Regions from separate parts of the Mus musculus genome. Here region 1 is linked to region 2. Evidence: chromatin loops called from intact Hi-C (ENCODE). Cell type or tissue: left cerebral cortex. All regions are shown on one strand. Links, peaks and the distances in the headings refer to the core of each region. The heading gives the core; the rest is flanking DNA. Region 1 overlaps Setmar (SET domain without mariner transposase fusion). Region 2 overlaps Sumf1 (sulfatase modifying factor 1).

Region 1 (9,786 bases), core at 892-8,891, 59 kb before region 2:
TTTTTTTCCCCACTGAATTCCACATACATAAAAGGAATCTTACAAAAAGTCAAACTAGCATACTTGCTGCAAACCCTGGCTCACGGGCTCACACAACCATTAAGGCATGAAAAACTCAAGGCAAAAAATAATTTTATGTCTGCTTTGCTCTGGGGTGCCATATAAAGGGAAAAGGGCATACTGAAATGTTCAGATTAGAAGCCAGCATATCCTCACATCCTTGGAGTTGAAAGCCAAGGAGAAAATAAACTAATTGGTTTTCTTGAGCCAAGTCAGGTCTAATCATTTGTCAGGTCCCTCAGATCAACTGCAAAGGTTATTTTTAAGATCTCATTGGGCCTTGGTCAGAATTAGGTGGCTCCCAGTCTCCTAATAGCTGCTAGAAGCAAAACTTAGGACATGAGAGGGCAAGTCCAAGGATTCCTGTAGCTGGGTTTTGAACACACCCAAAAAAGGAAGGACGTACTTCCTTAAGTATCCCTAGGATTCAAGAAACTTCCTTAAGAGTCATGCTCATGTGTAAAGTCCTAGTACTTCGTACTTGTACTTGAGTTTCTGGGGCTTTGATACATATTGTTAATCAGAACAGTTCCAACTTGCAGTTAAAGGTTATCAGGAGCTGCAGTGAAGCAATCAGGACAAACTGGATGTCTGCTGTGTGTCTATAACTGCAGATTAGAAGGACACTTCATGACATACCCCTCTGAAAGATGACGCCCACCCGTTTACCACGATTCAACATTAAGGCCGGTTCATGCTTGCCGAGTTCAAAGACGGATGAAATCATCATGGCCAAGAGGAGTCAAGTTAGAGTGTTTATCTTTCAACATGCTATATGCTGTCTCTACTTCGGCTTCCTTGACAATCACTGCTTATAAATTCTTTCTTTCTTAAGTTTTTTATGGGAAAAAAAAAGATTGAAACCTCTACCTAGGCTGTGGCTTATCGGGCATATTTCCCACTGATGGTGCTGCATTTGTTTCTAACTCTTGCACACGACAGTGCCAGACTGGTAAAGTCCCTTTCTTGTCCTTCATGTTTTTCTGCTGATCCCGAATCCCACTATATGCACATGACTATTAGTGAGGCAGTGTTTGTTGGTAAATGAAGGAAGGCTGGGCAAGGTCAGCTCTCATTCTCTCCATTCAAAGTGACTAAGTGGCCAAGGGTAGGGAAGGAATTCACAGACAGGGTTTTTGTTTGTATGTTTGCAGCGAGAAAGTTTAGCTCCAGGATCTATCTTTTCACTCCCTGCCACAATGCCTGTTTAATTTCTCTTAAATTTATATGCTGCCAGCCCCAATTGTAATTATTTAGATTCTCTCTTCTATTTTCCTTTGTCAGTGAAATAGATTGATTGGATAGGTAGTAAATGGAAGGTAATATTTTTAAAGCAAGTACCACACCCTGAATAGCATTATCTCTCTAGGAGTTTGTGAAAAACACCCCCAATATGAGCATTTTCCCTACGGTAATTGTCCATTCAAAACTTACCAAATCCTTTGCAAGAGTCACGGTGGTAACGTGAGCCTGGCTTTTTGATGTGTTACCAGAACAATCCACGTCCTGCACTGAGAAGCCCCCATAGCTTGGCCCTGTGTTCCTGGCCACAGTTGGAAGTTTTTCAGCCTGAATTGCTGCATAGTTTGTTCCAGTATCTTAATCTCTGTTGGAAAGCTGGTAGTTCCTTGTTGGTTTATATCTCTGACTACATTTTCTAGCGGATTCCTATCACCATTTCCAGCTTCTGTCCTACCTTTACTTGACAGCATAAAACATCCTTCAAACTGACTCTAGCAAACGAAGCGGGGAGATTGCCTCACACAATAGAAAAGTCCAGAAGTGGTCAAGACTCTAATGCTATCTAATAGTCTCATCACTACACTCCCTGTTTGTAGAATAAAAGGTCCGAGCCCACTTCAGGGTTTCAAAGCCCACCAATCTCTGAGCTCAAAAACTCACCAGTCTCTGAACTCAAAATCCCACCAGTCCCAGAGCTTGAAAACCCACCAATTCCCAAGCCTGAACACCCACCAATCCCCCGAGTTCAAAATCCCTGTGCTTGCCTTGAAATCCCACCAGTCCCCACCCTGGAGAACTCTACCCTGTGAGAAGCACTTTAAATAGTCTGCCTTTTGCTCATTCCCCAGCTGCTTCTCGCCAAGCAGAGGTAGCCACTCTCTTACATCTCTCCCAGTAAATCTCTTGTGTGAAGTTTGTTGTGTGGTGTGACTTCGGGCTCTCTACTGCCAAGATACCAATACACTTGTATAGTAGAAACCTTTTGCCCTGAGAGCTGTATCGCTTACACTGTCAAAACTTGTACTTCTCTTTCCAGTGCTTGGCTAGGTAGGAGGTCTTGTCTAAACCGTAAATGTGATACTGAGCGTTCCATGGAGGGATCCTTCTACCTTCTTTGTATCAGTAATCCCCGATTTGGATTCCTTTGTCCTGGCTTAAGTGCTGTGTCTGTTCTCAAACCAAATACTTCCTGGTTCTCTTTAGTTGTTGTTCTCCTCCGGGTTGTTGGTTTTGAGGTGGGGTCGCTTATAGCCTAGGTTAATCAGAAACTGTCTGAAGCCAAGGATAACCTTGAACTTCTATTCCCCTTGCTTCGATATGTGGAATTCTGGGGACAACAACCCTGTGTGCCTCCCCTGGGGTTTATGTAGTACTGGGGATAGAACCCATGGCCTGCTTTATGCTAAACTAACACTCTACCAACTGAGCTTCATTCCCCAATCCAAAAACAAACCCTTGAAAAGAGTTAATGATATTCTATTTAGTCTGGTCAGCTTCTGGAACTATCTGGAACCTTTATCCAACCTCTGAGTCAAGAGAGGAGAGACTTCTAGGAGGAGCTGGGGTGAAAGAAGGGATGCTATGACCAAAGCCCTGCTCGGTCCTTGATGTCCTGTAGGCACAAGCATCCTTCAGGTGTAAGAATTCTTGTGGATAAATTGTATCAGGAAGTGGGGTCCAGATAGACTTTGGACAGTGTTTCAAACTAGATCCATTTCAGTTAAGACCAAGTGGTTCCTCCCAGTTTGTAACTGACTGCCCAGCATCACAATTTAACATGAATAAAATGCCTGATCAATGACCTCAAATTATCTCTGAAAAGATGAAGTACTTTTCCATTATAAAGTTAAATCTCTGAAAAGATGGATAATCACATAATAATATCTTTAATTAGGCATGGTTTTTAAAAGGTTTGGGGGTTTGGGTTTTAGTTTTGATGATAGGAAAGCTTCAACCTAGAACCTTTTGCAGGCCAGGCAAACTCTATCATGGAATTACCTCCCTCCCTCAAAAGATCATTCTTCATTTATAATTATTTTTTAAATAAGTAAAATGTTTTTTGGGTTTTTGTTTTTTGTTTTTTTGTTTTTTTGTTTTTTTGTTTTTTTGTTTTGTTTTGTTTTGTTTTTAGTATTTTTAATAGCCTTTCCTGGAGAAGAAAATGAAAAAAATATGAAGATTAAAGGTTAATAATGTATAATCATCACTGGTATTAATGTCAATGATTATATCTACTTAAACATATATATTTCTTTATTCTGGACTGGTAAAATTGCTCAGTAAGTAGAGACACTTGCTGCCAAACTGAAAAATGATCTAGCAGTCTGTATTGTCTTTTGAAAGATACCTGAAGCTCATTTGGAATTTGTTGCCATTTGTAACCCAAGTATAAAGGATTTCAAATTGTCAGAGAATTTTATCTCTCTCTCTCCTCGCTCCCTTCCCCTCCCCTCCCCTCCCCTCCCCTCCCCTCCCCCCCTCTCTCTCCTCTCTCTCTCTCTCTCTCACACACACCAACCACATTCCTTGCACATGGAAGGAAAACATATAAGAGCATATATAAGAATGTTTCATGGTAAAGTGTGAACTGGGGATGTAGCTCAGCAGTAGAGCGCTTACCTAGTATGTGTGAGGCCCTCGGTGCAATCTTTAGGACAGGAAAAATGAGTAAAATATAACAAAATAGTCTTGAAAATACTTTCTTTAACTTTCTAAGTAGAAATAAACAGCTAATTCTTAGGAACAAAAAAGAAAGATCCTCTTCTGGTTAGAAACGCCAGTCAATAAGACTTGATTTTAAAAGGAATCATCTGTGTCGGGGAAAAGAAAATCATTTTATAGTTCAGTGACTTAATACTGTGCTTTAAAAGACTGTGCTCCTTGAGGAACAAATCAGTTTAAAAATACTCTTCATGAAAGGTTTCACAAGGAGATCATAAAATCTTCATTTTACAGCTACTTCTTAAAACGCCCCAATAACCATTTACATTTCAACGCTGAATCGTCAAAAAGCCAAAAGTGGCTTCTGAGTAAGACAGCACCCGGGTACATTTGATGGACAGGAGCATCTCTTTCATCCCTGTAGGACATCCCTGCACAGCTAAAGTGGTAAGACACAATGCAAGAGGAAGCTCTTTAACTCCCCACCCCCAAATCACTGTCTAAGCAGAAGGCTGGCCTGCCCCCCACCCCAGACTCCCACTCGTCACCTTCTTAATCTTTCACCAGGAATGCCAATCCTCCCCCAGCTCTGTGCTTTTTAAAGTATAGGCTTCTGCACGGAACCGCACAGCTCCACTGAGCCTCCACAGGAAGCGTCACTACATGCTGTTCAGTGTTTCTCTAAAGATGGGCCAGGAGACATCCTGTTAACAAGGCCCCGAGATGGGCAAATCCAAGATTCCTCAGGATCCTATAACATCCTTAACCTCCAAATGAAGAGCCAAGCAGTTCCTGCCTTGCAGAACCACTCTTCTCCAACACAGTGGCAGGCCACTTTACTAAGGGTCAGAATAACAGTCCCCAGGAACTGCCTCCTACAGAAGAATGGTTTGGAAGGACACTGGTGAAATTTCTTTCTTGTGTTTGTACTAGAAAAGTCAGTGTTGCTTTTGGTGGTAAGTTTGTTCCTTGAAGCTAAAGACTTGCATCTAATCATATGCCCTCTTTGAACTAACTGCTTCCAGGTAAAGGCAAGCATCCGGGCTCTTTCTGCTGCCCACTTTCTATGTCTAAGCTCACTGGACAGGTTGATTGCACCTGGGTTAGTCAGCCTTCTGCTACTGTAACAAAATGCCCGAGGTTATCAGCTTAAAAACGTGAAAGGTTGTTGGGCACGATGGCTCACTTCTGTAATCCAAAAATGTTAGTGGCTGAGATGGATTAACAGAAGTTTCACGGCAGCTGAACACTGTCTTACCCCACCACCACCTTCCTCATTTGCTCTCCACCTTCTCTTTCTGAGCTAGGGTCTCTTACTGAAACTCACTGATAGGCTATGCTGGCTAGCTGGTGAGTCCTGGGGCTCCTGCTTCCTCTGTATCTCTAGTGCTAGGATGACAGATGCATGTAGCCATACCAGACTCTTTTTTTACATGTCTGCCAGGGAATCAGAGCCAGGTCCCCGTGCTTGTGTGGCAAGAGTCTACCAACTGAGCCATCTCCCCAGCCCTAAGAGACACTTTAAGCTTCAGGGTTTAAAATTATGCTTCTTAACAGCTGTAAGGAAATCGTTACAGCAGCAGGCTTTCCAACAGATTTCAGATTTGAGACTTTAATCTTCATATTTTATAAATGTAATGTTTTGAAAATTCAGGTACATACAAAACACCAAGAAATGTTTCCAAATTTTCCCTTTGTCATTTAATAAGAAGAGAATTTCTTTACATGTATCTGATACATCTGTAATTTATATATTGATACCTATTTAATACATTGCATCTTATAATTATTTCTGTGATTGATTTAACATTTATGACTTCCTAACCCAGAATTACTCATAATGAACCTATGTATGTACATACATTATCAGATAAAGCTAAAAAGAGTAATAAGCTAAGAATAAAATATTGAATTTCATACAGACATCGCATTCGGTAAGTTTTGGTCAAAGTGCTTGAGAATAAACGACTGTGAGTGCTCAGGCCTACACGGAACATTTCATCAATCCTCCCACCCATGCCAAGGCTCAGGGAACAGCACAGAGAGGAGGCGGGGAAGGCAGCAGAGCTGGAGGGTGCGGAGGAGCTCGGTGCAATGCCGTCCTGTGGACGTCACATGGCTGTTGCACTCAGGAACTCACAGCAGCTGTGGTTACCTGTGAAGACTTACACAAGATCAAGCCAACTAACCAGCATGGATGGGGAGGTGACTCGTGAGACGCCTCCCCTAACTTTGGCAGTCTTGGCAGATGACAGCTGCTGAAAGAAAGAAAAACATTCCTTGGGGTGTGGCCACGGACAGGTTGTCCATGGTCCAAGGGACAGCCCCACATAGTGCACAGTGGGTAGCACTAAACTGACTTAGCTTTTTAAAAAGAAAAAAAGGGCGTGAAGATGAGAGGTGGGTGCGTTGTGTGGGGTAGGGGCTCTATGATCCTGTTCCATCATAAACACACACGCAATTCTCAAAGAAGAAAAAAATGAAATTTCAGTTCCTGATACTAAGAACTATGAGGGAAACAAAGCAAGCTTTAAAGATTTCAATTCCTTATTATAGAAAAAAAAAATCCTATTATTTTTATTCCTGTAAGACCACAAAACTTTGAATTTTGGAAGGGAATTTGTGGGACTGGAGAGAGGTCTCTGGGCTTCAGAGACCTTGCTGTATCTGCAGAGGACTCGAGTTCAGTTTGCAGCACTCTTGTCGGGCAGCTCATAACCTGTGACTTCAGCTCCAGAGGATCAAATGTCCTCTTCCGACCTCTATGGGTATCTACACACATGTAACATACACAGACACACACATTCACATGAGTAAAAATCAAAACAAATCCTTAAAACTTAATTTCTGTAAGTAAGAAAGGATCTTCTAGGGTAATGTTTCAGTGTTGTGTTCTTGCAGGCTTGTCTTGTCATATTTCATATGTGCTGGAATTTGAAAGTATCCCCATTAATAGCTGTACATACATTACTTCCATATGAAATATATGAATATTTCATATACCACTCTAACCAGTGTTACTAATTTTTGCAGTATACTCCTGATCATGTTGCTGGACCTGGAGCAGACATTGACCCCACACAAATAACCTTCCCTGGATGTGCTTGCATCGAAACTCCATGTGTCCCTGGCACTTGCTCTTGTCTTCGCCATGAGAATAACTACGATGACAATTTATGCCTTAGGGATGTGGGATCCGAAGGAAAGTACGCCAAGCCAGTTTTTGAATGCAATGTTCTGTGCCAGTGTGGCATGCGCTGCAGAAATAGGGTGGTCCAGAATGGCCTACACTTCCTTCTCCAGGTGTTCCAGACAGAGAAAAAAGGCTGGGGACTTCGGACTTTGGAATTTATACCCAAGGGAAGATTTGTCTGTGAGTATGCTGGGGAGGTGTTAGGATTCTCTGAAGTGCAAAGAAGAATTCACCTACAAACATCACATGACTCAAATTACATCATCGCTGTCAGAGAACACATTTACAGTGGACAGATCATGGAAACATTTGTCGACCCTACCTACATAGGAAATATTGGGAGATTCCTCAACCATTCTTGTGAACCAAATCTGTTGATGATTCCTGTCCGAATTGACTCAATGGTACCCAAGCTGGCACTTTTCGCAGCCAAAGATATTTTGCCAGGAGAAGAACTCTCTTACGACTATTCAGGAAGATTCCTTAACCAAGTAAGTAGTAAAGACAAAGAAAAGATAGACTGTAGCCCACCACGAAAGCCTTGTTACTGTGGGGCCCAGTCATGCACCACTTTCCTGCCCTATGACAGTTCACTATATATGGCCCCTTAGAAAATCCAGGCACCAGTTAGGAAAGGAGATCCTACCTGCCGGCCCCTTTGCAGACAGAAATCAGAGGGAGCCAAGCATTAAGTGATAAAATACCATCTGGGTTCGTCTCCTACAAGCAAACTACTCTCAAGGGAAGGCTACCTCATAGTCCGCATCTTGTTCATCCCTGTAAGACAAGGGGTTGCCCAGCCCTGCCAGGTTCCCACATTCAACTCAGCAATTTGGCCCAGATAGAATGTCCATCAATACACTCTCTCCCAGAATACTTGTCTTTGTAGCTAAGTGTGGGTAAGTGGGTATGTTGTAACTAACAGGATACAAGCAAACAGGATGAATCCTTGGGCATCGTCCTTGTATTTCTTCTTGGAAACCAGAAGTCAGACCTGATGGCTGGAGTTGGAACAGCCATCCTAAAGCCAGGACGACCCTGGCAAAGGGTCATTCAGAGCAAATCAACAAGGTATCTGGCACTGGAGAAAAATACTGCTAGTCCTGACTGGATGGATGCCTCTGCACTTGTAGGTGAGGAGCCTACAATGTTAAGCTACTGCTGCCTCACATTTGAGCAAACCTCATGTATGATTCAGCAAGACCTCAGCCTTGCTTTTTGGCTAGTCTTGCCGGCAATAAAGCTGTCTTCTATCTATTTGACTCCCGATCTTATTACTTGTTTGGCTCTAAACATGAATTCAGAAGGATGGCTGTTAAGTTTACCTGCTAAATCTTATTAATCACTGACAGTAATGAAGCACAACCATTGATTTCCATTTCTAGTCAGGTCAAGAGAGGAAGCCTATTGTAAAGGTTTTGCTATCCTCTTGGCGCTGTTGCAGGGCTTGTGAAGTTAGGTTTCAAAACCTCCAACAGCCTCACTCCTTCATTTATTAGGAACACAAGAATAACCCTGTCAACACTATAGAAGCAAGTGGGCGTTTCATAATTCCATTTAAAGTTGTGAAGCGACAAAGGCTTCTAACTTCTAGCTGGCCTTGTTAAAGAAGGATAATAGAAAAACATAGTCAGCTGCAGTCTGGAGAGTATAGCCCAGTGGTGGAGCACCTGCCTAGCATGCAGAAGCTCCGGATTCCAGCATGTGTACCACATATGAATAAATAGACAGCTCTTTGAAATATCAGGTTCATTCTATGGATATTCTGTGGAAATTAAATATCTTAAAAGGCAAATACTCAGTCATGTATATTATTAGTAAAAAGAAATCAATTTCTGCAGTACATATAAACCATACTACAAGAAGGCTCTGGGCTTTAAAAAGAGATTTCTATTATTTATAACATCCTATTCCAGTGTAATAACCTAAGTGTTAATTGCCCATTAGGGAAAAAAAAACTATGTGATTTATCTCAGTAAAGGTGCTGTGAGTATATCAGAGTGTATGATCTCACAGCTTCAGAAATTATTCCCTGGGAATGAGATAATAGACTGTACATAAAATGTCCCAAGGTTCAAGGGTACATTGTCAAAATTTGCCTCCAAACTAATTTCTCTCTGAGAAATAATCAAATCTTTCCAGTACTTAAATTTCTTGGGGCAAGGGAGAGCCTATTTTTCATAAGTCAGCTTGTATCTCTCACTCCAAAAAATGGTTCTTTTTGTTATACTGTTACTAAAGGACCTAAACTACATAAGAAGCAAGAAGGAAATCTTTGGGGGAGGGGGAAATTTTGGCTCACTATCTGGCTAAGCAGTCCTTTGCTGCTTTTCAGCTGCACGCTACTGAACATCTCCATCTTGACTGGGGTGTATTCACAAAGGGCAATCTGCTCAGACACATCAGCACCCAGCCCTGTGGCACTTCAGCCACAGGGAAAACTGAATACAAGAAACCTGAGATTGTGTTTGTGTGTGTGTGTGTGTGTGTGTGTGTGTGTGTGTGTGTGTGTGTGTTCATTGTCTTGTTACTTTCTATTGCTCTGATAAAACACCCTGACTAAGGCAACTTCTAAAAGAAAGTTGGACTTACGTTTCCAATGAGAGGCCATGATGGCAAAGAGGTGGCAG
Region 2 (9,786 bases), core at 1,054-9,053:
TGCCGCTCCCCAACCCCCTTTAAAGAAAGGCACTCTGCTTTCAAACATCCCATAATGTAAAACATTGTTCTACATCACAATTACTGCCTTTTTATGCCATCTGATTCCCAAAGATGAACCTGAAAACAGGAAGTATTATTTTAAGGATAAGGAAATTGGAAGCCTGAGAGTAATGACATGTTTGCCTTGTCCTAGGCTCACAGCTATTGAGCAGAGAGGGCTGTGCAGTCATAGAGTCCACGCCATCAGAACACCATGGACCCTCAAACTGACCTTGCCTCTAAGCAATCAACCATCTTCGAGATGTCACAGAATCTCTTCCCAAGGTACAAAATAAGATGTCCCAATAATTCTTTTATGCTCAGTATTCACGTGAAAGGGAATTTTAAGAGTAAGTACATAAAAGCACTACTGAGAATAAAGCTTTTTGAATTAGGTGAAATGTTATTTATTCCCTAGGAAAGAATCAATGAAAAGTGTACCCTAGCTGGGCATGGTGGTAAATGCCTTTAATCTCAGCACTTGGGAGGCAGAGGCAAGAAAGAAAGAAAGAAAGAAAGAAAGAAAGAAAGAAAGAAAGAAAGGAAAGGAAAGGAAAGGAAAGGAAAGGAAAGGAAAGGAAAGAAAAGAAAAGAAAAGAAAAGAAAAGAAAAGAAAAGAAAAGAAGGAAAGAAAGAAGGAAAGGGGGAAAGGGGGAAGGGGGAAGGAGGAAAGGAGGAGAGAGAACAAGAGAGAAAGAAGTTTAATTATTGCATTAAAAGAGGAAGGGGAAGGTGATGGCAGAGGAAGGTCAAAGGTAGAGGGAAGTTCAAATTAGGAGCACAGCCTATGTGAGAAACACAAACCAAATGAACAGCTTCCCAGGTTCTCATTAGAGAAGCACAGACTCCTGCAGTGGCGAATTCAAGCAGTGCCCCCTGCTTTTGAGGTGAAGGAGAAGAGCCATTTCCTTCGTTCTGTTTGTTCTACTCATGCTAGGTCAAAAGGGAAGAGAATCCTTGAAACTTCATCCAAGTTGCTCACACCAGGATGGATGGCACTCCATTGTCTAAAAACCTACAATTTTTGCTTCTGGGATCATGCATAAAATATGGTATTAAACACACTAATTCTACTCACAGAATAAGGAGCATGCAAGTAAACCTAGAGGCTGATACTTATCACATACACACTATATGTAAGTACTGCCTTATGTCTTACATCTGTAAAACGGCCAGTCACTGTAATAAGTTCAATTATTATCATTATTATAAGGTAACCTTATAATGTATCGTTTAAATAAATGTTTAAAAAACAAAGGCTTTATTAACTATTAACAATCATGCCAGCACAGGCATGTGCAGACCCTCAGTCATTTGCCCCATTTTTTTTCAAATAAAGAATTAAGGACGAGACAAGGTGAGAAGCCTACCAAGGTCAGAGGCAGGTCGGGGTCAGGGTTCAAGCCCAGGCCGTCAGGTGGTCTGTGTGGGCTACCTCATATAGCATCGTATTTTTGCCACAAATGACTCAGCTGTTCCAGCTGAGGCACATACGCCTTCCTTTCCAGAGTCTTTTCAGGAAAAGGCCTACAACTCATGAAGAACCATGAGTGACTGGGTCACTGATTTTAAAGGACACTGATTAGCTTCACCTGTCCCACATCCCCACTGGGTTTTTTTTTGGGGGGGGGGGGTGAGTGAGAAAGGCTCACTATATTCCAGGCTAGCCTCAAACATTTTATATATGAAAAACTAGAGAAAGTGGTTATGGGAATGAATGAATACACAGGGGCCGGGGAAGTCATCTGACTGCCCTATTTCAGGCTAGTGTCTGGAATGGGGACTTCGTCTTATAAGACTAAGATCTTAATTTTTGGGCTCTCGGCTAACACCAGGACATCAGAACTCCTGAGCTAAGATCACTGGTGTTGGAGAACTGCTGTAGTAAAATAGCACGTGCTTCCTGCCAGGAGAAAACATGTCTACATGTATACACATTGATGTCAGAAGCGGCATCAGATCCAGGTGTGATGACCCACGTCTGTAATAACAGCAGAGACAGGGCAGGAAGCTTTCAAGTGCCGGACCAGCCTGTAACACAGCAAGTTTATGGCCACATGGGGATATATAATACGACTCCCTCCCCATCAGCAAACAAAAAAAAAAAAAAAAAAAAAAAAAAAAAAAAAGAAAGAAAAAAGCAAGGAAAAGGAAAGGGAGAAGTGAAAGGGAGAGGAGAGAAAAAAGAGGAAAAGGAAGAAGAGGCAGCTACAAGAAACAGAAAAAAAAAAAAGACATACTAGCATTTGCCACCTCATTCTACCTGTATTTCTGGTAGCATAACGCAGGCCCCCTGTCAGCAAGGGCTTTGCTCTGTTCAGCACTTCACCATGAGCGTTCACATCTGAGACTGGGGATGTCAATAGACATGTACTGACTCCATGGCAACCACTCTACACTTAAATATCTGTGGAGTAACTGTCCGCCAGTGATTTGGGATTTGGCAAACAAGGGGAGTAAAGCTCAGAAACAAACCAACAAACAAAAGATGGAAAGGATCACTTTAAAATCTTACTTCTGCACAAAGTCAATTTGGTCTTAAACACACTGCAAAGTAGCCAGAGACATCTGCAGGATGAGCTAGACAGAAGTCAGGGCAGTACTGCAAGGACCTGAACCTGGGACCACAGAGCTCTGACCCTCACTCTTGATCTTGAGGTCCTTCATCTGTTAAGTTCAAGTGCTTCAGAGAGGCCTCGGAGGCCCTGCCTCCACTTCCATTCCATGGGAGCTATGCTCTTAGACGGTGCCTTTACCATACCACACTCTCACTGTCTCCAGAGAAACCGTGTATCCATTCTTCCAAAGATGCCAGAAAAGCAACTACAATCTTCTTTTAAATGCCTCATTCAATGGTTTCAACGCAACTCTGGTAAATGAGCGGTAATTTTAAAAATTAAGGATATGAAGAGTCTAAGTGCTAAAAACCAGTCAGCCTAAATACAGAGGCATTTTCCAGCCATTGCTGAAAGAAAACAAGTCACATGGATATCTGTACCAAGGCAACTGCTTTTCCATTGTCTAACGAAAGCAGTACACTGTTCTGTGACAGTGTCTCCTAAGGTATAGGTGCTCCTTCATGCTCAGAAAGCTGGGCTGATCCTGTACATCCAGGTGTACCCAATCCTAATAGATTTGCACTAACATGTATAGAAATGAGTTTCTGTCATTGTAAACAATACATACATCCTTTTCTAAAAGATTTATCTGATTTATATGAGTACACTGTACCTGTCTTCAGACATACCAGAAGAGGGCATCAGATCCAATTACAGATGGTTGTGAGCCACCATGTGGTTGCTGGGAATTGAATTCAAGACCTTGGGAAGAGCAGTCAGTGCTCCTAACCACTGAGCCATCTCTCCAGCCCATGATGCATACATCTTAAAGAAAGGTGACTTCCAGTTGAACCCAAATGAACCATGGAAATCACAGGGTACCAGCTACACTGACTTAACAACCTGCTCCAAAGTCCATCACTTCTACTTCTCAGAATAAGACTGTGAAAGCCCTGGTCCTGCAAGCCAGGTCAGATAGGGTTCTAAGCATCCCTTAAAGTGGAAATGATGAACCATTCCATTTTCCTAGGGACTCAACACATTCTCATGCAACCCCAGTGCTCTGCCTGATACTTCATCAACAACTTAAGGGAGAATATAACAATTAGCTTATACCAAATGGCATTTTAACTTCGACATTATTTTCAAAGAACTACTTAAAGATTTCTGTGATTTTATTTGGACAGTCTGAAAATGCGTAAGTGCTAAGCGCCCAGTGCTGTGAACTGTCTCACTGGATGAGATGCAGTGTTTACTTCCTGTACTGGGTATGAAGTAGAGGCTGCCCACGGGAAGAAGTGTTATTTATAACTACATGCTAACAGATGGCATAGCTCTTCTCCACATCTCTAAAAGGGTCCAGAAAAAATCTCTTCCATGTATTAGATTTCAGAGTAAGGTGTACGCTTGTAGCTTACAAATATTTCTTTTAAACTTTGATTACATTAAAACACTAGTTATAATTAGCATTTATGACATGCTTACTACACACCAGCTTTACACTAAACATTTTCCTCATAGTACCAGGAAAACCTCTCAAGAGACTGGAAAAAAAGACTATTTCTTTGCTTTTTCTAATTCCTCTTACTTACTTAGTGTTTGTGTGTGCACGTATAGTTGAGCAAGGCGGTGACACAGCCTGGGGTGGTAAAGGCACAGTCTAAGAGACCTCCGAGGCCTCTCGGAAGCACTTGAGCTTAACAAGTGAGCGGCCTCAAGACCAAGAGTGAGGATCGGAGCATTGTGGTCCCAGGTCTGGGTCCTTGCAGTTCTTCCCTGACTTCTGTCTAGCTCATCCTGCAGATGTCTCTGGCTACTTGTGTTTAAGACCAAACTGACTTAGTGCTTTTGTAGACATAAGATTTTTAAGTTATCCATTTGGACAGCACACATGGACGTCAGAGGAAAAACTTCAAGAGTCTGTTTTCTTTCCATCCACAATATAAAGATCAAACTCAGCCTATCAGGCTTGATGACAGCAAGCTGACCCTCTGAGCCATCTCCTCGGCCCAGACTACTATTTCTTCACTAACAGACAAAGAAACTGAGTAAATGCATTAAAACCTGCCTCAGTCTATTCAACTAGTGGGTGGCTACACTGGGATCCATCTTTAAAACTAAATTATTCCAAACATCACGCTATACTGCGTCCCTGCACATGACTAAATAAACATGCATTCCTAAGTGCTTAGGTGTGTTCACTTGCTTTTCAAACATCTCCACTGCATGAATTAAAGATGCTATGTCTACAAACGCCCAAAACTTTACACACAAATGGAACATGAGGAGATTTCTGATAAATGTTGCTAAATAAATGAAATACCAACATTGCTCAGTATCTGGGGAGGATTGGACCCAGGACCTCCTGAGGAACTCAAATCCACATCCTTTATGCAAAACAGAGCAGTGTTGGCATATAACATATACATCTTGCTATGTAGTTGGCATCATCTCAAGATTTCATATAATTTCTGACATCACAGACATTACCCAAATCTCTATCATGCTACATTGTTTGAGAAATAATAAGACCAAAAGGTCTGGGCAGTTTTGGGTACAATTTTTCAGGTTAGTTAATGGAACCCTTAGATGCAGAACTTTTTTGATATCAAGGGCTATCTCCATGAACTCACGCCAGAGTGACGTGTGATGTACGTACACATGTATTAAAAATGGGTCCACAGAACCACGTCAAAAAAAAATCACAGTATAACCTGATTAAGAAGAAAAGATAATTTGACTGTTCTATTTTCTCATCAGGCTTTATTTCAGAGCCTTGAGGGAAAGAACAAATGAGTCACTGTGTGGCAGAGGGAAGGCACTACAAGGAAGATACAGAAATGAAGTGACACACTGCTACTTTATCCTTCATTAACAAGTTAGGTGCCAGAGTTAACAACAACAACAAAATCCAAGAATTTGCCACATCGGTAATTTTAATAGTAACCTAGCAGAAGTAAGAGCTGGAGATGGCAGGAAGGCCAGGATTCTATGCAGAATCATAGACACTGCAGACATAACTTATCCCTCCCCTTTGCTTTTGGAAAGAGGTGCTCATGACACAGCAATTCATGCCTCCTAAATCATCTTGCATATTCTTAACACTTCCTGGACTAACATATGTAGCTTGTGACTCAACATTACTACAAAGAAGTAAGTAGCCCTTTGTATTGTGCATTTGAAATAAAGTCCAGTAAACCTGAACAAGTCTGGGGATTGAAAAAGCTGGAATTGAGTCCTGACTACAAATGAGGCTCAAAGGCCAGGTGAAGTCAGCACATCTCTCCACTCCATGAATTACCATGAAAAATGGTTCTGAGAACACAGACCTTCTTTCACACAGTTAGAAAGATTTTAAGGATATGATGTGCGTACATTCGTGTGTGTGTGTGTGTGTGTGTGTGTCTGTGTAGAAAAAGAGAGGTGGGGGAGGGAATGAAGGAGAGATAGAGATAGGCAGACAGACACATAGACAGATGACAGACAGATGGATGAGTGGGTGGGTGGGTGGGTGGATGGATGGATGGATGGATGGATGGATGGACATAGATGGATAGTGCTACAGCACTTACACAGCTGTGCTTAAGAAAGCACTCTAATTCATGGAAACGAAACTTGCATCAAAACAATGCACACCCACTTTGACTTTGACTTTCATTCTCAATAAAAGTACTACACAACTTTATATGATTTTGTTTAAGCCAAAATACAGGGCTTGGTACATGTATAGTGGTAGACTGCTTGCCCAAGCATGCATGAAGTCTTCGGTTATATCTTCAGCAACACATATACAGCAAATCAAAACCGAGTTCACCATCTTCAGCCACATAGAGGAATAGAAGCTATTAGGTCCAAATGAAGTTCCAATTCCAGACCCCAAAAGGCAGTCCAAATATCCAGAAATGGGCTCAACATGGATGTTGGGAGAATTTCTGGTAGTTACATAAAAGCCAGCATTCCTCAGGAACTTGTGAAATCAGTTCCCTATCAAATGGACTCCTTTGCCTTATCACTGGCTGATGGGACAAATGGCTATTTATGGTGCCTAATAACATATTAAAGCAGACCAGACGCTGGCTTACAGGCTCCCTCAGGACAAGTACCTGCAGCACATTTCAATGTCCAGGCTGGCATCTAGCCCTTCTAACCTCCTCCCCTACCTCACACTCCCTCCCCAGAGCTCCTCATTCTCCTTATAACCCTGCAATTCAGTCTGTCTGTCTATCAATCTATCTTTCTTTCTATCTCTCTCTCCCTCCCTCCCTTTCTCCTCTTCCTTCTTCCCTCTTCCTCCCTCTCTCTCCCTCCTTCCTGCTCCTCTCATTCTGTTTTTTCTACTCCCTGCTGGTCTCCCTTCTCTCAGAGCCCAGGCCAGGTCTCATGGCCATGTTTATTTCTATCTCTTTCTGCTCTGGACTTTCCCAGAAGCCTCTAGCTGTTCTCTCATTCATGTTTCTCTCTCTCTCTCTCTCTCTCTCTCTCTCTCTCTCTCTCTCTCTCTCTCTCTCTCTCATATCTACAACAAAAACCTCCCCTTTAACCATTCCAAGGAGCAATTATGTCATTATGTTATACAGAGGTCAGCCTGGACTGCAAACAATCCTATCTCAAACTTAACAAACAAAACCCCAAAAGGATGAACACAAATCTATAAGCTCACATGGAGGCCTGCTTCTAGCTGAAAGAGATGGCAGCTTTCTGCAATGATTCCACTTCGGCTTGATCAGTACTCAAGGAAAAAAAATGTCCACAAGTATGAGTTGATCATATATAAGAAATTATAAATATATATATATATATATATATATATATATATGTCAGAATCTAACATATGCTAATCTGTGTTGACTTGAGAATAATAAAGCAGAGCTCCACCTGCAAATGTACAACAAAAAGTCAGATCTGACAAAGTGTTGAGGCTATGCTACTATTTAAGGCTCAGTCACAAATGAGACATCTATACCAACAGCCTCTGTCTCCCACACCAATGGCTCAAGAAACATGAGCAAACAGAGGACAGAAGATAGTAAGAGCCAGAGGATGAGAAGAGAGCTGTGAGATGCTGCCTTCTGGATGCGACATACTCATGGACTCACTGTAGACACAAGTTGCCTACATAGGACCAAGTCAACAAGACCTCTCAACATTCTAACAGGAAACACCGACTGAACCCACTGGGTTACTGGTGGGAGTGCTCACATGATGGGATGAGGATTAGGAGTGGCCAGGGGGGATGGAAGAGGGGAGTTTGAAATGAACATGGTCAAGATGCATTATTCACATGTATGAAACTGACTAAGAATTTTTAAAAGGCATTCTATTTTTTAAAAATCCATGTATTAGATTTCAGAGTATAGTGTATGCCACGGAGTGGCATGTTGGGTTGACTGAAATATTGAGAAAAACCATCTACCCACTGAAGTCTCAGGAACAAAGAGATGGTCAAGAGGCCCACAGAGATGGCAAGTCTGGTGGAAACAGTCTGGCCCTCAGTACAGTGCTAAGCTGTCAGCCCACTCACCATCCAAACCAAGATAAGACAAAGCAGCCTCAAGCAAATGACCCAAGATCTAAGCCCAAATTCTACCCAGAATTCAATGCCCCGTCCTGTCAGAGTTATAGGCACAACTAAGGGGGTCAGAGGCTCTGGTTATCTTTGTTGGTCCCCACGAGCCTATTTAGGTTCAGAAAGGGACAAAGAAGGCGTAAAACACTTTCAAATGAAAACTGCGTATCTGGGTTTAGGGTCTAGATTCTAGGCGAGGTCTAGGTTAAGGCATTAGTAGGGAGAAATCCACCCAATGCTGTGTGAATGATAAGGTCCACAGTCAGGGCTCAGCATCTGCCGGCCAAGGCCTGTGATGCTGATGTTTGTTTACCTAGCTCACGCCAAGTGCCTAGTGGCGCTGCTCAGCAAACACAGGTAAATACCATGATCTGGCCTATTAAACAAAAGGTGTTTCTGAGGAGAAGAACTGGCAAAAAGAAAACACTCCCACTCAGGGGTACTCAGAAATGGTAATTAGCTCTCATTTGTGAGTGCATTTGCTGAGTGCTGACTATGCTACAGGCATGGGGCTCAGCAGCACTAGTCTTTCTTTTTAATACAAGGACACGATGTTGAAATTTTTGTTCATTTTCTCTCACAGAACAGGAAGCAGAATCAAAGGATTTCATCCTCTTGTCCCAAAACTATTACATCACCCGGTGATACCTGTATGCAGCCCTCCATTTAAATCATTTACAAGCTATCCTGCCAACTGCTAGACGATCAGCTGTACCATCTTCAGTGGTCCTCTACTCTCCCAGTCAAAAGCAAGCAATAGTTGCCCACTTTGCCTGTTCCCTGAGAACAACTTGCTACATCCTTAATGCAATTTACAGACATCTTAGTCAGGCTTTCCACTGCTGTGATAAAACACTGTGACCAAAAGCAACCTGAGGAAGAAAGGGCTGGTTTCACTCATAACTCTCAAGTCATATACATCACCAAGGGAAGTCAGGGTACAAACTCAAGGGAAGACCTGCAGCAGAGGAATGCTGCTCACTGCCTTGTCCCCATGGCCCACTCAGTCTGCTTTCTTTTACAGCCCAGGTCTCCCTGCCCAGGGTGCTGCCAGCCCCAGGGAGCTGGGCCCTTCCACATTAATCATCAATTAGAAAGATTTCCATCCTATCAGCTGGCCTAAAGCCAATCTGATGGAGACATTTCTCAATTGGAGTTTCTCTTTCCAGGAAATTCTAGCTTTTTGTCAAGCTGACAAAACCAACCAGGACAACAGATGAAGGACTAGTAAGCCCAACAAGGGTGAGATGACTCACCTCTGGCCTTGTAGCATTTTAAACTACAAATGGAGACACAGCTTCTGACCTCTATTCCATTGCTTAACTACAGTCATTACTGAGTACAACAGAAAGCGCATTACTGAGAACAACAAAGCACCCACTGGCAAACCCTGCTCTTCTCAGTCAACATTGCTGGCCCAATCAGGTGTCATACACTATAAAAGACAGAGCTCATAAAAGCCCTTTAAGTAGATGGAAGGAAGAAACATAAATTGTGAGTCACTTTCTAAAGCCCCTAACTAGTTAACCAAAAGAAATCTATGTTCATTTCTAGTTCTCCCATAATGGGGTAGTGATACAAAGCCAGAAGAGGAGAGAGAGGAAACAAGTATGTCCACCCA

The links. A loop is a pair of places that touch in the nucleus more often than their neighbours do. Peaks named below come from ENCODE experiments on the same cell type or tissue, not always from the same donor. Only the 100,000 strongest peaks of a DNase experiment are listed, where the experiment ranks them.
Region 1: a loop joins it to region 2, with 5 times the contacts of the local background. A loop is called at or near these places in 3 of 42 quality-filtered maps.

Annotation. Positions count from the first base shown.
Region 1 is chr6:108,068,710-108,078,495 of GRCm38, forward strand. It overlaps Setmar (SET domain without mariner transposase fusion), which reads left to right. Exons shown (of 2, transcript NM_178391.4): 2 at 6,997-8,418. The coding sequence ends at 7,767. Among named protein-coding and RNA genes, the nearest start is that of Setmar, 8.6 kb to the left of the region's middle. In left cerebral cortex, for the core only: no CTCF peak of the experiment used is centred there; DNase peaks (open chromatin) are centred at 4,524, 5,419 and 6,067; H3K27ac peaks cover 3,552 bases.
Region 2 is chr6:108,127,069-108,136,854 of GRCm38, forward strand. All of the region lies in intron 7 of Sumf1 (sulfatase modifying factor 1), which reads right to left. Among named protein-coding and RNA genes, the nearest start is that of Sumf1, 54 kb to the right of the region's middle. In left cerebral cortex, for the core only: a CTCF peak has its summit at 5,407; DNase peaks (open chromatin) are centred at 3,873, 4,280, 5,472 and 5,619; H3K27ac peaks cover 2,223 bases.